Linked DNA regions of Homo sapiens: region 2 is linked to region 1. Evidence: chromatin loops called from intact Hi-C (ENCODE). Cell type or tissue: PC-9. All regions are shown on one strand.

Region 1 (8,000 bases):
ACCACACCTGGCTAATTTTTTTGTATTTTTAGTAGAGATGAGGTTTCGCCATGTTGGCCAGGATGGTCTTGATCTCCTGGCCTTGTGATCCACCTGCCTCGGCCTCCCAAAGTGCTGGGATTACAGGTGTGAGCCACCGTACCTGGCCAATGACTATTTTTGGAGCTAGCAAGTGCATTTTTATGTTAATGGAATGAAGATTAAACCTGGAATTCAAGGCACACATTTGAAACTAATAATTTTCACAGCTTTAGATAAATTCTGTCATTATTTTTTAACTCCTTTCCTTGTCTATGAACATGGATTATCATCATTCACAGAGTCATTTCAGTGTAACATAAGCTAACTATGGGAGAGCCTTATAAAATGTAAATTATTAAACTCTATTATAAATTACGATTATATTACATTATTATTACATTTTGTTACAAATCTATTACAAATGAGAGGTCACTGTTGTGTTATGATGCATGTTGAATGTGGTTGACACAAAACTGAAGTCACAGGCACCCTCTGCCATGCATTTGTACCCTTTGTCCTTTTAAAGATTCTAGGGTTGCTGTGTGTAATACAGTAGCCACTAGCCACATCATTTAAATTTAAATTAATTAAAATTAAATAGAGTTAGAGATTCAGGTCCTCAGTTGCACTAGCTGCATTTCAGGTGCTCTGTAGCCTCATGGGGCTAGTGACTACCTCACTGGACAATGCAGACTATAAAACATTTCTTTCATTACAGAAAGTTGTAGATGGTGCTGATCAAAAGGGCAGATACTATGCCCTTGCCCTTCTCAACAAACAACCTGGAAAAAAAATCCTAGAACCCTTTTACAACTCAATATTAAAAATTTGTTGTGACCACTATTATCTGTTTTGATCTTGAGACTCTTAGTCAGCCCTATAAGCCCAAATACCCAGGCATCCACTGCCTCGTAAAAGTAAGGTACATACATCTACCCATGAGTAATGAAATCATTCTACACATTTCTGGCCTGATCCTATATTGATCTACCCTTTTCTGGGTCCTTACTCACGACTGTTTCTGTTTATTATCTTGTTCTTGCTCCTTTTAGCATGACCTTTGCACCTAACATCTCTGACTTCAATTCTGGATTCCTTCTCTGCTTTTCTGGGGTATCCATCCCAAAAGAGTACAGTAAATAGTTTCTCCAAACCAATTCAAGTCTATGGGGCTGACCCATCCTCATCATGCTGACCAAACTAACCTCCAATAGAATGAAAGAACTGCACCATAAGGGCAGCAGCAGCTGTTCAGGTTAGGTCAGTGTTGTGAACCTTTGACAGGGGTCATGAATTTCAATGCCTTCAGGAGCCACGCAAGCCACGTAAATGAATGAAGCAGGCTGAGAGGAACAGGAGGCAGTGGAAGAGATAAGGCAGATGGAGAGCATATGCTCTACCACAGAAAGCAATTCAAATATCAATAAATAAACACTCTGTGGCAATTGCAGGCACAGAAATTAGAAAAGAAGACATTACACTATCTATGTTTGCAGATGATGAAATAGTGCCCTGGAAAAAAAGGCCAAGAGTATCAATGCTAAAATTAGTAAAAACAGAAAAAAAATTAGTAAGCTAGAAAGATAGAATACCAGCATACAAAAATTAGTAATCTTATATATACAAACTTTAATCAGCTAGAACATAACCCTATTTATAACCACACATGCAAAAAAAGAAAAGATGAAAAATTTGAAACAGTCAAATGAAGAAGGCTTTCAAATATTTCCCCCAAAAGACAAAATTAGATTGGGATAAATGCAAAAACATCCTTATTCTTGAACAAAACAATTCAACATCATAAACTTGTCAGGACTTCCCATTATATAAATTTAATGAGACCCCAATTTTAAAAACTAAGGCGTTTGCTTTTCTGGAACTAAATAAGTTGATTGTAAAGATTACATGCATTTTAACCATTCGAGAAAATCTAGGAAAACCCTAAAAAGGAGAAATGAGTAGAGACGAATTCTGCCAGATTAAAACTCAGTATGCAGGCTGCATAATTAAAACAGAGTGGTCCTGGGGCCCAATTAAATGAAATAGAAAGTACACAAATAGAAAGAAAAAGATTGATACATTCAACTACAGCAGTGTAAAATAAAACTTTTTGCATGGAGAAAAATGCTGTCAGAAAAGTAGGAAGGTAAATTATAAACTGGGAGAAAATATTTGCTTAGACAAATTTGGTTAGACAAAGTACTAACCTTGTTAATTTGTAAATAAGTCCCTAAAAATAAGAAAAAAGAAGCACCAAAAACCTAATACAAAAATGGACAAAAGGGGAAGCTCTGTATTGTTGTCCACAGCTGCAGCATTTACATTTCCATCAACTGTGCACAAGGGTTCCAATTTCTCAAAAAAATTAAAAAAAGAATGACCATCCAGTAATTCCACTGCCAGTTATATGTCTGAAGGAAATAAAATTTTTATCTCAGAGAGATAACTGCACTCCCAAGTTCATGGCAGCATTATTCACAATAGCCAGTACATGGAAACAACCCAAATGTCTATGAATGAATGAATGAATGAATGAAAGAATGAATACAGAAAATGTGGTATAGACATACAATGAAATTAATCAGACTTAAACAATAAGGAAATTCTTCCATTTGAGACAACATGGATGAATCTAGATGATATTATGCTAACTAAAACAAGACCAGTCAAAGAAGGACAAATACTGCATATTTCCTATTATATGAAGCATCTAAAATAGTCACACTCATAGAAGCAGAGAGTAGAATGCTGCTTGCCAGGAGCTGGGGAGAAGGGGAGATGAGGAGATGCTGTTCAATGGCTCTAGTCTCTGTTATGCTAGATGAATAAGTTCTAGAGATCTCCTGTACAGTACAATGCTGTAGTTGACAATATTGTTTGTGCACATCAAAATTTGTTAGGAGAATGGATCTCATGTTATGTGTTCTTACAAAAACAAAACAAAACAAAAGGACATAGGGAAACTTTGGGAGATAGATGTTGGATGTGTCTATTACCTTGATTGTAGTTGACGGTATCAGGGATGTTTACATACATCTAAACTCATCAATTTTTTTTTTTTGAGACAGAGCCTTGCTCTGTGGCCCAGGCTGGAGTGCAGTGGGGTGATCTTGGCTCACTGCAACCTCTGCCTCCAGGGTTCAAGTGATTCTCTTGCCTCAGCCTCCTGAGTAGCTGGACTACAGGCATGCACCACCACATCCAGCTAATCTTTAGCCCGTCTCTCTTTTAATAGAGACAGGGTTTCACCATGTTGTCTGCGCTGGTCTCAAACTCTTGACCTCAAGTGATCCACCTGCCTTGGCCTCCCAAACTGCTGGCATTACAGCCATGGGCTACCATGCCCAGCCTAAACTCGTCAATTTTTATGTACACATTAAGTATGTGCATTTTTATGTACCAATTATACCTCAATAAAGCTGTTTTAAAAATTAAAAATAAACAAGTAAAAATTAATTACATTGCACCTAAAAAATGAAAAAAGACTTGAACACATAGTTCAGAAAAAAAGACACATACGAATTGACATGTAAGCAAGAAAAGAGGCTCAATTTTTCTCATAATAAAACAAATGCAAAGTACAACACCGAAATACCATGTCTCACTTACAGATTGACGAAAACCAAATGCTTGAGAAAACATGCTGCTGGCAAGGTCGTGAGGTAGCAGACACTATGGTCATTCCTGGTGAATGTACAAAATCGTACAAATCTAAGCTGGACAATTGCAAATATCTTACAAAATTATATGCATTTTTATCCTATGACCTAGCAATCCCATTTCTAGAAACCTACCTGAAACTATTTCCCACAAAAGGAAACAACATAGGCACAAAGTTATTCACGTAGGCATCATTGATAGCTGTAAAAGATTGAAAACCATCCAAATATTCAACAACTAGAGACCTATTGAATAAACTATGGTTCATCCTCACAATGGGGTACTTTGCAGCTATAAAAAAGAATGAGAAAGAGCTTCATGAATGGGTATGGAATGAATTTCAAAATTCCGTATATATTGCAAAGTTATAAGCATAAGATGCAAAACAGTGCACATGGCATAATATGATACTTTTGTGTATATATATTTTAAAAACTGATAAAACAAATGAAAATTGTTACTTACAGGGCTGAGTAGCAACAGGGTCAGGGGAATAGGGATAGAAATGAGAATTCTATGAGTACACCTTTTGAATCACATATTCAAAAAGTAAAATTAAATCAAAAGGACAAAAAAATTCATGTCAGACAAACGCAAAATATCAGCAGGTTGAATTTACCCACCTTTTCTGCAACCATTGACCTATGCAATTACATACAGTCTTAAGGACTTCCTTGGCTTTCTAAGGTGCATTCTGAGGCTGTGAATAGAAAATATGGCTTGGGGAAGGAGAATTAAGATTTAAAATTAGGTTAGGCTGATTGCATTCACCTTCATAAAGACTAATAGCCAGTTACATTATAATTAGCTGCTCAATTCCATTACCTTCACAATGCATAGAGAAATATTACTCACAAGTTTTTCATTCTGTCTTTTCATCTTTCTCCCAAAGTGATTTTGATCACATACCAAGTTCAAAAACTTATTATTCGGTTTCTAAGATTTCAGGAAACAAGGCCAACTTTATCCTCATTTCCATCATCTGACTCACACACCAAGCCCCTGAGGCAGCAACGCCGAACATATTGGTATCAGCAATTACAGGCTGACTCATCCAAGAACGTGCACAATTAACCTATTGAACATCTCTCCACCGGGCTTTTCATCCTCAGTAGGACCATCTGCACCACATTCACCCAGGGCAGGAGCCCAGCCAACCCAGTGTGCATTCCCACGCATTTCCGCTTTGATGCCAAGCCAGAAGCAATTCATAACCCCACAGTGCAGTGCCGCATCAGCAATGGATCTCAAGCTCAGAACATTCACTCTAAGCTGAACAGACCATTTCTGGGTTCTCTGCTCCTACCATGCTAACCCTGAAAGCACCCCAAAACTTAAGAAAGGGATTTCCTACTGTTGCAATGCTTCATCTAACAGTTAACAAAATATTAATACTATAGGGCTTAAGACTCCAAATTCCAAGTTTTATTTGGATATAGGTTTCACCACCTGGTTCAGTGAAGGGCCATAGGAAAAATCACTTACTCTCACTAAATTTCAGTGTCCTCATTTGTTAGACACCCAGGTAAAAATTTTTTTGGTAAAAATTTAAATGAGGTACTTGATAGGTACTAGAGTTGCAAATAAGTATTCTGGCCCCCTAGTCAATGTACTGAGAAAAATTAGTTCTTATTTCTAACTGATGACATCTTCTCCCTAAGAATTCCCACCCAACCCACCAAGAGTAGAAAAAAGAAACAACACAAACAACAAAACCCTGAACTCTGCCGTTTAAGAGCTCTCAATTCCTTCCAGTTAAGAGTATCCTTGGGGTAACACAGCGTATTTCATGTACACATTCACCTCGTCAAATCTTCCACCCTACTTCTCTTCTGCAAGGAGGATTACTAGGATGACTTAACGGTAGCAGGGAAAAGGGATACAACTCCAGGTGCCAACTCTGGTATTCACTGATCTCTACTGCAGAGTGGCTGGCTGGTCTGGTTCTGCCCTGGCCTGGGTTCTGTGAAGGTCCAAGTGACAGGGTTGTACCTGGTTGGGAGTGGTCATTCTATGCTGCCCACTGCTCAAGCCAGCAGCTGACACAATGATGATCTATTTATTTGGCTCGATCAAGACTTGCCTTGCCCACTGGGTCCCAATTCAGTGTGCAGGTGTGCCAGGACTCCTGTCTTTCCCTGTCCCTGGCAATTCTACCCCCAGAGAATTCTTAGCTACTCTCCTTTCTGCCACCAGAAAAGGCTTTTAGGAACTGCTGGGTCCCTTGATATCCCACTGGAGATAAGTGCAGCTCAACAGAGCTAGCACGTGTGGCCACCTCTCTACTCCCTTTTTATGCTATCACTCCCCTGAACACTGGAGCCAATAGCATTAGCAGTTGTCTCTCAGGGTTTCAAAGAGGGAATGGGATCAGAACCATTGTTTCCAATATATCTCGTTCTGCAATAACACTCTCCTTACTCTGGCCCTCCCTGGAACTTTGGTTCAAAAAGAGGTATCAAAACATTTGTTGTAATCATATGAAAAAAGCTCAGCATCACTGATCTTTAAAGAAATGCAAATCAAAACAACAATGAGATACCATTTCACACCAGCCAGAATGACTATTATTAAAAAGTCAAAAAATAACAGATGCTGGTGAGATGGTGGAGAAAAAAAAAGAATGCTTATACACTGTCGGTGGGAGTGTAAATTAGTTCATCCATTGTGGAAGACAGTGTGGCAATTCCTCAAAGACCTAAACACAGGAATACCATTCGACCCAGCAATCCCATTACTGGGTATATACCCAGAGGAATATAAATTATTATATTATAAAGATACATGCCCGTGTATGTTCATTGCAGCACTACTATTCACAATAACAAAGACATGGAATCAACCTCAATTCCCATCAATAACAGACTGGATAAATAAAATGTGGTTCGTATACACCACAGAATACTATGCAGCCATAAAAAGGAATGAGATCATGTCCTTTGCAGGGTCATGGATGGAGCTGGAGGCCATTATCCCTAGCAAACTAACAAAGAAACAGAAAACCAAATACCAACATGTTCTCACTTATAAGTGGGAGCTGAATGATAAGAACACATGGACACATGGTAGGGAACAAGACACAGACACACTGCGGCCGTTTGGAAGGTGGAGGATGGGAGGAGGGAGAGGATCAGGAAAAAATAACTAATGTGTACTAGGCTTAATACCTGGGTGATGAAATAATCTGTACAACAAACCCCCGTAACACAAGTTTATCTAGGCAGCAAACTTGCATTAGACCCCAAACTTAAAATTAAAGTTTTTTAAAAATAAAAAAAGATGTCCACACAAAACAAACAAATAAAAAAAAAACACAAACGTTTGTTGTTTTCCAACAATGCTGTCTTCACACAGGCTCTTTTCTTTGTCTGGAAGGGACGTTGCAATGTTATATCCTTCTTCTGGTAGTGGCATCCAACAGGCCCACTTCTCTGAGGCCATAAAAGTGCATGGGGAACAAGAAAGGAACCAGTTTACTGATAAGGGAAGTTCCAAAGTAGAGTTTCTTTGTTATTTATGTACAGCATTTAGCATTGTGTCTGGCACAGAACATGCGCTCAATAATGGCAGCTAGTACTAATAATAATATTCTGTATTTGTTCGAGGAAGGCTCTCCTTCTCCACACTTTTTCAAACTAAGTCAAATTATGAAAAGTCTAAGTCTGGATGCAGTTGCTCATGCCTGTAAGCCCAGAACTTTGGGAGGTCGAGGCAAGTGGATCACCTGAGGTCAGGAGTTCAAGTCCAATATGGTGAAACCCCTGTCTCTACTAAAAATGCAAAAATTAGCCAGGTGTGGTGGTGTGCATCTGTATTCTCAGCTACTTGGGAGGCTGAGACAGGAGAATTGCTTGAACCTGGGAGGCAGAGGTTGAAGTGAGCCAAGATCGCACCACTGCACTCCAGCCTGGGCAACAGAGAGAGACTCCATCTCAAAAAAAAAAAAAATCTATATGTTCATGTGTCAGTTGAATTTGCCTTTATTGATACTAAAGGCAACCAGAAGGTCCATGTTTGTCTTGTGAGTGTTGTAAATGATTATTGATTCAAATGTACATACAGGCTTTATCTCTATTTTCACATTGCCAATAGCCCTATTACCCTGGTTTTATGATGCCAATGAAGGAGAATTGTATGAAAGTCTCCCTGTGGAAAGATATTTCTAATACTTACTAATTTGTGCATTCATCTGTGCAGCATATATGTCTGGGAATACACGAATAAAATACAGTTTCCGTACCTTCTGGACATAAGACAAAGAGCTTATTCCTTAATATACAAAGAGCTTTTACAAATCAATAAGTGAAAAAACACAAAAT
Region 2 (8,000 bases), 180 kb after region 1:
AAGAGGTTTCCGAGGACAGCTCGCCTGTTCTCTCAGCCCCTATGCATATTCCCAAAAATGTTCCATGACAGAGCAGAAGTGTTCCTTGAATAATAAAACTAATTTATTGTTCACTCTATTTATTTATTTATTTATTTTTATTTTTTGAGACAGAGTCTCGCTCTGTCACCCAGGCTGGAGTGCAATGGTGCAACCTCGGCTCACTGCAACCTCCACCTCCCGGGTTCAAGCGATTCTCCCGCCTCAGCCTCCCGAGTAGCTGGGATTACAGGCACCCGCCACCCCGCCCAGCTAATTTTTGCATTTTTAGTAGAGACAGGGTTTCACCACGTTGGCCAAGCTGGGCTCGAAATCCTAACATCAGTTGATCCACCCACCTCAGCCTCCCGAAGTGCTGGGATTACAGGCATAAGCCACCACGCCCGGCCTGTTCACGCTATTAATACGTGTTAAGCAGGTACTGTACAGTCATCAACAGTGGCAGCCAACATTTGCTGAGTATGTGCCTTGCGCCAGGGATAACTTGCAGGGAGTGAGCTTTTTACAACAATTTCATGAGGCAGGTCTTTTTACTGCTGTCATTTTACTAATGAGAAGAGAGAGGAACAGAGAGGTCAAACAATTATTTTAGGTCAAATACCTAGCAAGTGGCAAAATTGGGCTATGAATCCAAGAAATCTGCTTCCAGAGTGTGAGAGCTTAATCACTGCTCCATAATTGCCTCTTTTAAGAAGGACAAAGCCCTCATTCACATGGAGGTCACAACTTACTTGGAAAGAAGCAAGAGATAGTGGAGATATAATAAACAAGTAAATAAATAAGATGGATAGTTTCAGTATGTGGTTAATTTTACAAACGAATTAAACAATGATATGATGCACAAGGACTGAGGGAGCCACAGAGACCGCTGCTTTAGAAAGGGTACCCAGAAATGCCTTCTCAGGGAAGGGACCTTAGGGCTGAGATCTAAGAGACAGAAAAGAAACAACTTCAGAAGAGGTAGAGCTAGGTGCGGTGGCTCACGCCTGTAATCCCAACACTTTGCGAGGCCGAGGTGGGTGGATTACCTGAGGTCAGGAGTTTGAGACCAGCCTGGTCAACATGGTGAAACCTCGGCTTTACTAAAAATACAAAAATTAGCTCAGTGTGGTGGCACACGCCTTAATCACAGCTACTTGGAGGCTGAGGCAGGAGAATTGCTTAACCCTGGAGGCGGAGGTTGCAGTGAGCTGAGATCACGCCATTGCATGCCAGCCTGGGTGACAAGAGCAAGACTCCATCTCAAAGTAAATAAATAAATAAATAAATTATTTTAGCTTCTCATGGATTTCATAATACTTATCTCTGAAAACATTTTGACTGTAAATTTAGGAATTAGGATGCAAGATCCCACATGTCCTCTAATCTAAAGTTGCATCGTTGGTCTGAAAATAGAGTTGAGCTTAGTGTTGACTACTTAGTATTGTTGCATGGACCAGTTGTTATGAAGACCAATAAATCATTGTTTTCTTATGTAAAATACAGATACATAATATTTTATAGGTAATATTTAATAAATTGCCTGAATAATTTTTTTTTTTTTTTTTTTAGATGGAGTCTCGCTCTGTCACCCAGCCTGGAGTGCAGTGGCGCCATCTCGGCTCACTGCAAGCTACGCCTCCCGGGTTCCCGCCATTCTCCTGCCTCACCCTCCCGAGTAGCTTGCTGGGACTACAGGCGCCCACCACCACGCCCGGCTAATTTTTTTGTATTTTTAGTAGAGACGGGGTTTCACCATGTTAGCCAGGATGGTCTGGATCTCCTGACCTCGTGATCCGCCCGCCTCGGCCTCCCAAAGTGCTGGGATTACAGGCGTGAGCCACCGCGCCCGGCTGCCTGAATAATTTTTTAAGAAGAATTTTATACGAACCTTCCTTTGCAGCATGCATACATCATAGTGAAGCGGTTTTGTTGTCTGTGGTAAATACCCGGGGTTTGTCCTGCCATGCCAGGAAAATTTAGGACACAGACACACATGAGGAGTTTAGGAGCAGAGGCTTAATAGGCAGAAGAAAGAGAAAGGAGAACAGTTCTCTCTCCAGTGAGAGAGAAGTGCTGCGGAGAGAAAAGACTGGTCGGCAGCAGAGTTCACTGGATTTTATAGGCAGGCTTGAGAAGGCAGTGTCTGATTTACATAGGGCTCACAGATTGGTTCGATCAGGTGTGATGTTTACATGGCATGCGGAGAAGGCTGGTCACCACCCCCATCCTGCCTATCTTATTATGCAAATGGGCTTTCAACTTGGCTGGTGCCATCTTGTCTGCTCCTTACTGTACACGTGGCTGGCAAAGGGAAGGGAAGATGAAGCTGCCATTTTGAACATGCCTAGTCCCAGATAGTGCTTTTCTACTGGGATTCATCCCTGCAATCTTCCAGCTTGCTTGTCTATGTCTGCAGCTTGATTTTACAAGCTGTTGTTTGTTAGAAAATGATTTGGGGCTGCTTTTCATTAAAAAGGAAAATCTTATCGAGGACTCCAGTACCCTCACTATCTGCCTAAGTAATTTCTTCTTAACTCCTATATCAATAGAAGTCAAGAGTAAAATAAGAGAGACTAGAGTGACTGCTGTCCACCCAGTGAGAAAGGAGCATGGTTTATTCTAGGGTATTCACAGTGGAAATAGAGAGAAAGAAACAGAGAAAGAATTTGTCTTAATACCAAATTGTATCTCATGGGGGATGAAAAGAACAGAGGATTCAAGGATGACGCCTAGACTTTTTGGCTTAGATAACTGTAAACGGTAGTCCCTCCTAAGGGAGACAAGGGAGGAGCATGCTTGAGGTGAAAGTCATGAGTTTGAGTTCGAATGTGAAGTTTGAAATACCTACCAGAACTTCACATAAAAGTGTAAAGCACAAAGTTATATATGTGAAGAAGGAGAAGGACTAGAGATAGAAATCTAATTAAGAGTCATGGACGTAGATCGTGTATAAAGCTGTGGAGATCGCCTAAGAGACGGAAAAGGGAAGAGGGCTCAGGCTGCAGTTGCTAGACTTCTCTGGCTAATTCACCATGCCTCTGTGCATCTCAGATTCCCTGTCAGTTCACTGCAGGCAAAGCAATAAGGATACATCCTGTCTCAGGCTGGAAGGATGTAGGACTCATACTCTTCCTTTTGCTTCATTCTTGTTTCCCTGCATTTCTGGCAGGTAAGGAGATATTTTTATTCTTTTCCCTAACAGATTCTCAAAAAAGATCAAATGATTGCTGAGGGCTTCCTGGAGCAAAAGAGACAATCATTCTTAGCTCACAGTTCAACTTTCCTTCCATTGAATCCCACACATGTACCCCTGCAGATAAAGCTTCAGAAAGGGCCTTATTCATTTTCCTTTCACAATGTTCATGATAGTAGGGCCAGCAATGTTACTAACCTCTTTATGTAAACCCAATAAATTTGATTTGACATTTGAGCATGGAGAAGTAAATAGGCACAAAACCTTATCTACCAGTCACATAATCGTATCTGAAAATTCAGTTTCAACACCAAGATTTAAGAGAACCCAGCAGATCTTTTCGTCAATGAATCCACAAGTATTTACCGGGTGCCCTTGGGGTGCCTGGTACTGGATGCAGCTGCTTTTGTGAGCAAGCCAGCAGGTTCTCTGCCATGAAAATAGAAATTTAATCACTTGTCCATCCAAGCATTTCCCTTCAGCTTTTCCAGGATGCTTTTTTGTGAATGACTAACAGAATAGCTGCTGCAAAGACAGCCTGCAAATTCCAGCCGGAGGCCCTGGGAGGAAAGATGACTCACCCACGCCTGACGTCAAAGCCTCCCTTTCTTTCAGAGGAGTAGGAAGAGAATGGCAATGGCCTGGGTAGAATGACCTAAATGCCCTCCTGAGTCCTGTGTGGGTCCTGCTTCCTCTTCCCCCACCTGGCAATGATGATTTCAAACCAAAGAAAGTTTAAACTGTCAAACTTGAACTTCACTGTCAAGTTAACTAAAAAACTAGAAACAGAAGCCTTCCTTCCTGTCAAACAATGTCAAATCCTTATTATGAGTTCTTTTTCACTGGAAAATATTGAAAGCATTTCTTTTTTTTCACAGAGTGTTTTATATTGATTTGCATCTTAGTCTGTTTGAGCTGCTATAATGAATACCATAGACTGGGTGGCTTCAACAACAAACATTTATTTCTCATCATTCTGCAGCCTGGCAAGTCTGAGATCAAGTTGCTGACAGATTTCGTGTCTGGTGAAAGCCCTCTTTCTGGTTGGCAAGTGGCTATCTTTTTGTTGTATCCTCACTTGACAGAGAAGGGGTTGGGAGGAAGGAGAGCACACTAATCTCTTTTTATAAAAAACACTAATCCCATCCTGGGGGCTCCATCCTCATGATCAACTCACTACCCGCCAGCGGTCCCACCTCCAACTACCATCACAGTGGAGGTTAGGGTTTCAATATATGAATTTGGGGTTGCATTCCATAACAATTTGCTTACAACATCTCAACAGTGGCTGAGCGTGGTGGCTCATGCCTGCAGTCCCAGCACTTTGGGAGGCCGAGGCGGGAGAATTATTTGAGCCCAGGAGTTTGAGACTGGCTTGGGCAACATAGTGACACTGTGCCTCAGAAAAGGAAAGAAAGAAAGAGAGAAAGAGAAAGGAAGGGAGAGAGAGAGAAAGAGAGAGAGGGAGAGAGAGGGAGGGGGGAGGGGAGGGGAGGGGAGGGGAGGGGAGGGGAGGGAAAATCTCAACAATGACCTTTTCCAGTCTGCCTTTCACATCAGGATTTCCAAGGACTTTCCCAGATTATGCAAAGGGCCATTTCACTGTTCACTGTGTTCGTTATTCAAACAGAGCTTCAGGTATGTCAGGGCACCCACGGGGTACCATCATCCAACAAAGCTCTGACATCCCTGTGCAAATAGTCAAATTTCAAATTTGTCCTTGGAAACTTTTTGGTTGTCACACAATTCAGCCCCCAGGTATTTGTCCTGGGGTCTCCCATGTAAGCTATTCTCTAATTTAGTAAGCCCCTGAGCAGTGTCATCGAATTCATTCTAAATCTTTCTCTTTTCAAGGAGCCTGGATAGCTAATTCACCAGCGAAACCTAAATTGTTTACGACCACCACAAATGGGCTATTTACCTCTGAAGTCCTGATGCAAGTCATATGTCTGGCTACTCCAGCACCTACTAATCACTCAGTTCTTTGAATTTTTATTGCATAAGAGTCCTTATCCCTCTTTTGGGCATTTTTGGATATATTAACTTTTCATTGCATCGTACAATTTGTTTTGCAGCTGTTGAGGGTGATAGATAAACTTACTTAATCACCATCTTAATTTTTGCTTTTGGTTTTTAACTCCGAGTACCCATCGCAATGCCCTAAACTAAAGGTTTACCCAGTAAGAGTTTATTAGGTTGAAATGAACTTACATTTTGGTAATTCTTGGAACTATAGTCTAATGGGATAAATTTAATGGTAGCATTTCAGACGTTATAGCAGATGAGCAGCAAAGATAATTTGAGATTACAAGGACTTTTGGAACCCCCAAACATAGCCACATATATGCTATTGATGTGGAATGCTGGCCCTAATTAGTTTGATGCTGGTCCTGCCCCAATTCAGGCCTCAGTGTAATATTATCACCCAAACTCACACAGGACTGTTCAGTAACAGGAAACCAATTATAAGGTACCAAATTAGAATGCGAGAAGGACTTGGCCTATGAACTCTTACACCAGCAGAGGGCACTTCCTTCTAGCATGCAAGTCGGCTAAGGAAAGCAAATTAGAATGAGAAGATGCCTGATGACTGCTGGATACGAGTTACACAGAGATATTTTCCAATAAGCTATGGAAAGCAAATGAATGGCCCTTTCCTTCTCTAGAAGGATAAATCTTTGCTCACTTGGAATTGGAATCCCAGTCCTTTGGGAAATGCTTAGAGTAAGCTGATAAATTCTTATTCTCTGACTCCCTTTCTAAAGTTTATATGAACCGGCCGGGCACGGTGGCTCACGCCTGTAATCCCAGCACTTTGGGAGGCCGAGGTGGGTGGATCACAAGGTCAGGAGTTCGAGACCAGCCTGGCCAAGATGGTGAAACCCCGTCTCTACTACAAATAAAAAATTAGCCGGGCGTGGTGGCAGGCGCCTGTAGTCCCAGCTACTCGGGAGGCTGAGGCAGGAGAATTCCTTGAACCTGGGAGGCGGAGGTTGCAGTGAGCCAAGATTGTGCCACTGCACTCTAGGCTGGGTGACAGAGCGAGACTTCATCTCAAAAAAAAAAAAAAAGTTTATATGAACCTACATCTTCTGAGTTCCACATTTTCATCTATTTCAAATCTCCTTGTCTTTCCCCATTGTCTTTAAGGGGACATCCCTGTACTGTTATTATTATCACTCATACTGAGACTCTGCCTGTTTTAATCCTGGGGAAAATTTCAATCAAGCGTTTGTCTGATAGCCTTTTAAGTCTTTCTGATATTCAACCCGGAGTCTCCCAAATTCGGGTGTACACCAAGAAAGTGAGGGATTTCTAGGAGTTCATGCTAAACAGATTCAAACTCCAGGCATCTACTGGGGGAAAAAAGGCGGTGTTATAAATAATTATTGTGGATCAGAAATAGACAGATTGTTCTTGGTTATTATAATACAGGGGATTATAATTTGGGTGCAGTAAATCCCCAGATGAAGCATGGGGTAAGTGTTGGAGGCATGCTGGCACTTCGATTTTAGTTCTGTGGAACTCAACTTGTGATGGTAGTAATAATAATCCCAATTACAAAAACTGAGGTACAGAGAAGTTAAATAACTTGAGTAATATCACAGCTTGTGATAAAGCTAAGATTTGAACTAAGTTCAGTCTGGCTCAGAAGTTTCTCTGCACTTCCCGCTGTTATCTTGGGCCCAAGTGTTGCTGCCTCTCAACTCCAGGAACCAGCAAACATATTTCCATGGACTAGCTGTTTGTTTTCGGTAGGTTTTTCATCTCTGTCAACAGTGGTTTTAAAGTAAAATAAGAAAAGTGAGAGTTATCTGCATGAAATATATCTTCAATTTTCTTGAATGTCTTTTCCTCTTGTGTATTTACTTCCTTATCCCATTCCTGAAATAAATCAAGTCAACTAAACTTTGCAACATAGTGTGTATAAGCTGATCTTCCTACCGCCTTGAATGAACTTTCATTTTCTGGCCCCACCATCTGTCCAACGTACTTCCCACTGTGCTTTCTCTCCTTCTTCTCTTCTCAGAGGTCTGAATGGCAATTCTTTAGGGCCCTCGTCTTAGTCCTGAAACTCCTCAGAGGCCGAGGCCACCCCTGGAAGGTTCCTGCTCCAAGTTTCTAGTTTCCAATAATCCCAACATCTTGCCTTTGTGTCCTAAAAGTGACAACTGCTTTATGCTGTCAATGCCTCTGTGATACATCAGGATTCCCTTTTAGCTATTTAAGTTCTCTATCCTGGGCCAGGCATGGTGGCTCATTCCTGTAGTTCCAGCAATTTGAGAGGTGAGATGAGAGGATTGCTTGAGGCTAGGAGTTCAAGACCAGCCTGGTCAACATAGCAAGACCTCATTTTTGCAAAAAAAATTTTTTTTTTCTTTTTGAGACAACGTCTCCAGCTCAGGCTTGAGCGCAGTGGCATGATCTTGGCTCACTGCAACCTCCGCCTCCTGGGTTCAAGCAATTCTCCTGCCTCAGCCTCCCCAGTAGCTGGGATTACAGGCGCCCACCACCACACCCGGCTAATTTTTGTATTTTTAGTAGAGACAGGGTTTCACCATGTTGGCCAGGCTGGTCTCGAACTCCTCTGACCTTAGGTGATCTGCCCACCTCAACCAAAATTTTTTTTTAATCCTTTATTCTGTTTAGCCAATTCTTTATATTAAATTCTGTTAAAATAACTGATATCTGTTTTTATGACAGGATCCTAACTATACAGTAATGGTTATAAGGAATTGGAATTCTCTGCCCTCCTCTGGCTCACATATGTCTTCCTAAGGCATCT

What was found. Hi-C counts contacts between places; a loop is a spot of excess contacts. Peaks named below come from ENCODE experiments on the same cell type or tissue, not always from the same donor. Only the 100,000 strongest peaks of a DNase experiment are listed, where the experiment ranks them.
Region 2: a loop joins it to region 1, with 7 times the contacts of the local background. A loop is called at or near these places in 2 of 110 quality-filtered maps.

The regions. Positions count from the first base shown.
Region 1 is chr2:223,544,644-223,552,643 of GRCh38, forward strand. No RefSeq gene overlaps it. Among named protein-coding and RNA genes, the nearest start is that of SCG2, 54 kb to the right of the region's middle. RefSeq lists an enhancer at 3,997-5,196. In PC-9, no CTCF peak of the experiment used is centred here; DNase peaks (open chromatin) are centred at 908 and 4,788; H3K4me3 peaks cover 837 bases; H3K27ac peaks cover 3,050 bases.
Region 2 is chr2:223,721,949-223,729,948 of GRCh38, forward strand. No RefSeq gene overlaps it. Among named protein-coding and RNA genes, the nearest start is that of AP1S3, 110 kb to the right of the region's middle. RefSeq lists enhancers at 3,347-4,546, 4,242-4,909. In PC-9, CTCF peaks have their summits at 5,702 (motif pointing right) and 5,903; DNase peaks (open chromatin) are centred at 3,773 and 5,753; H3K27ac peaks cover 1,523 bases.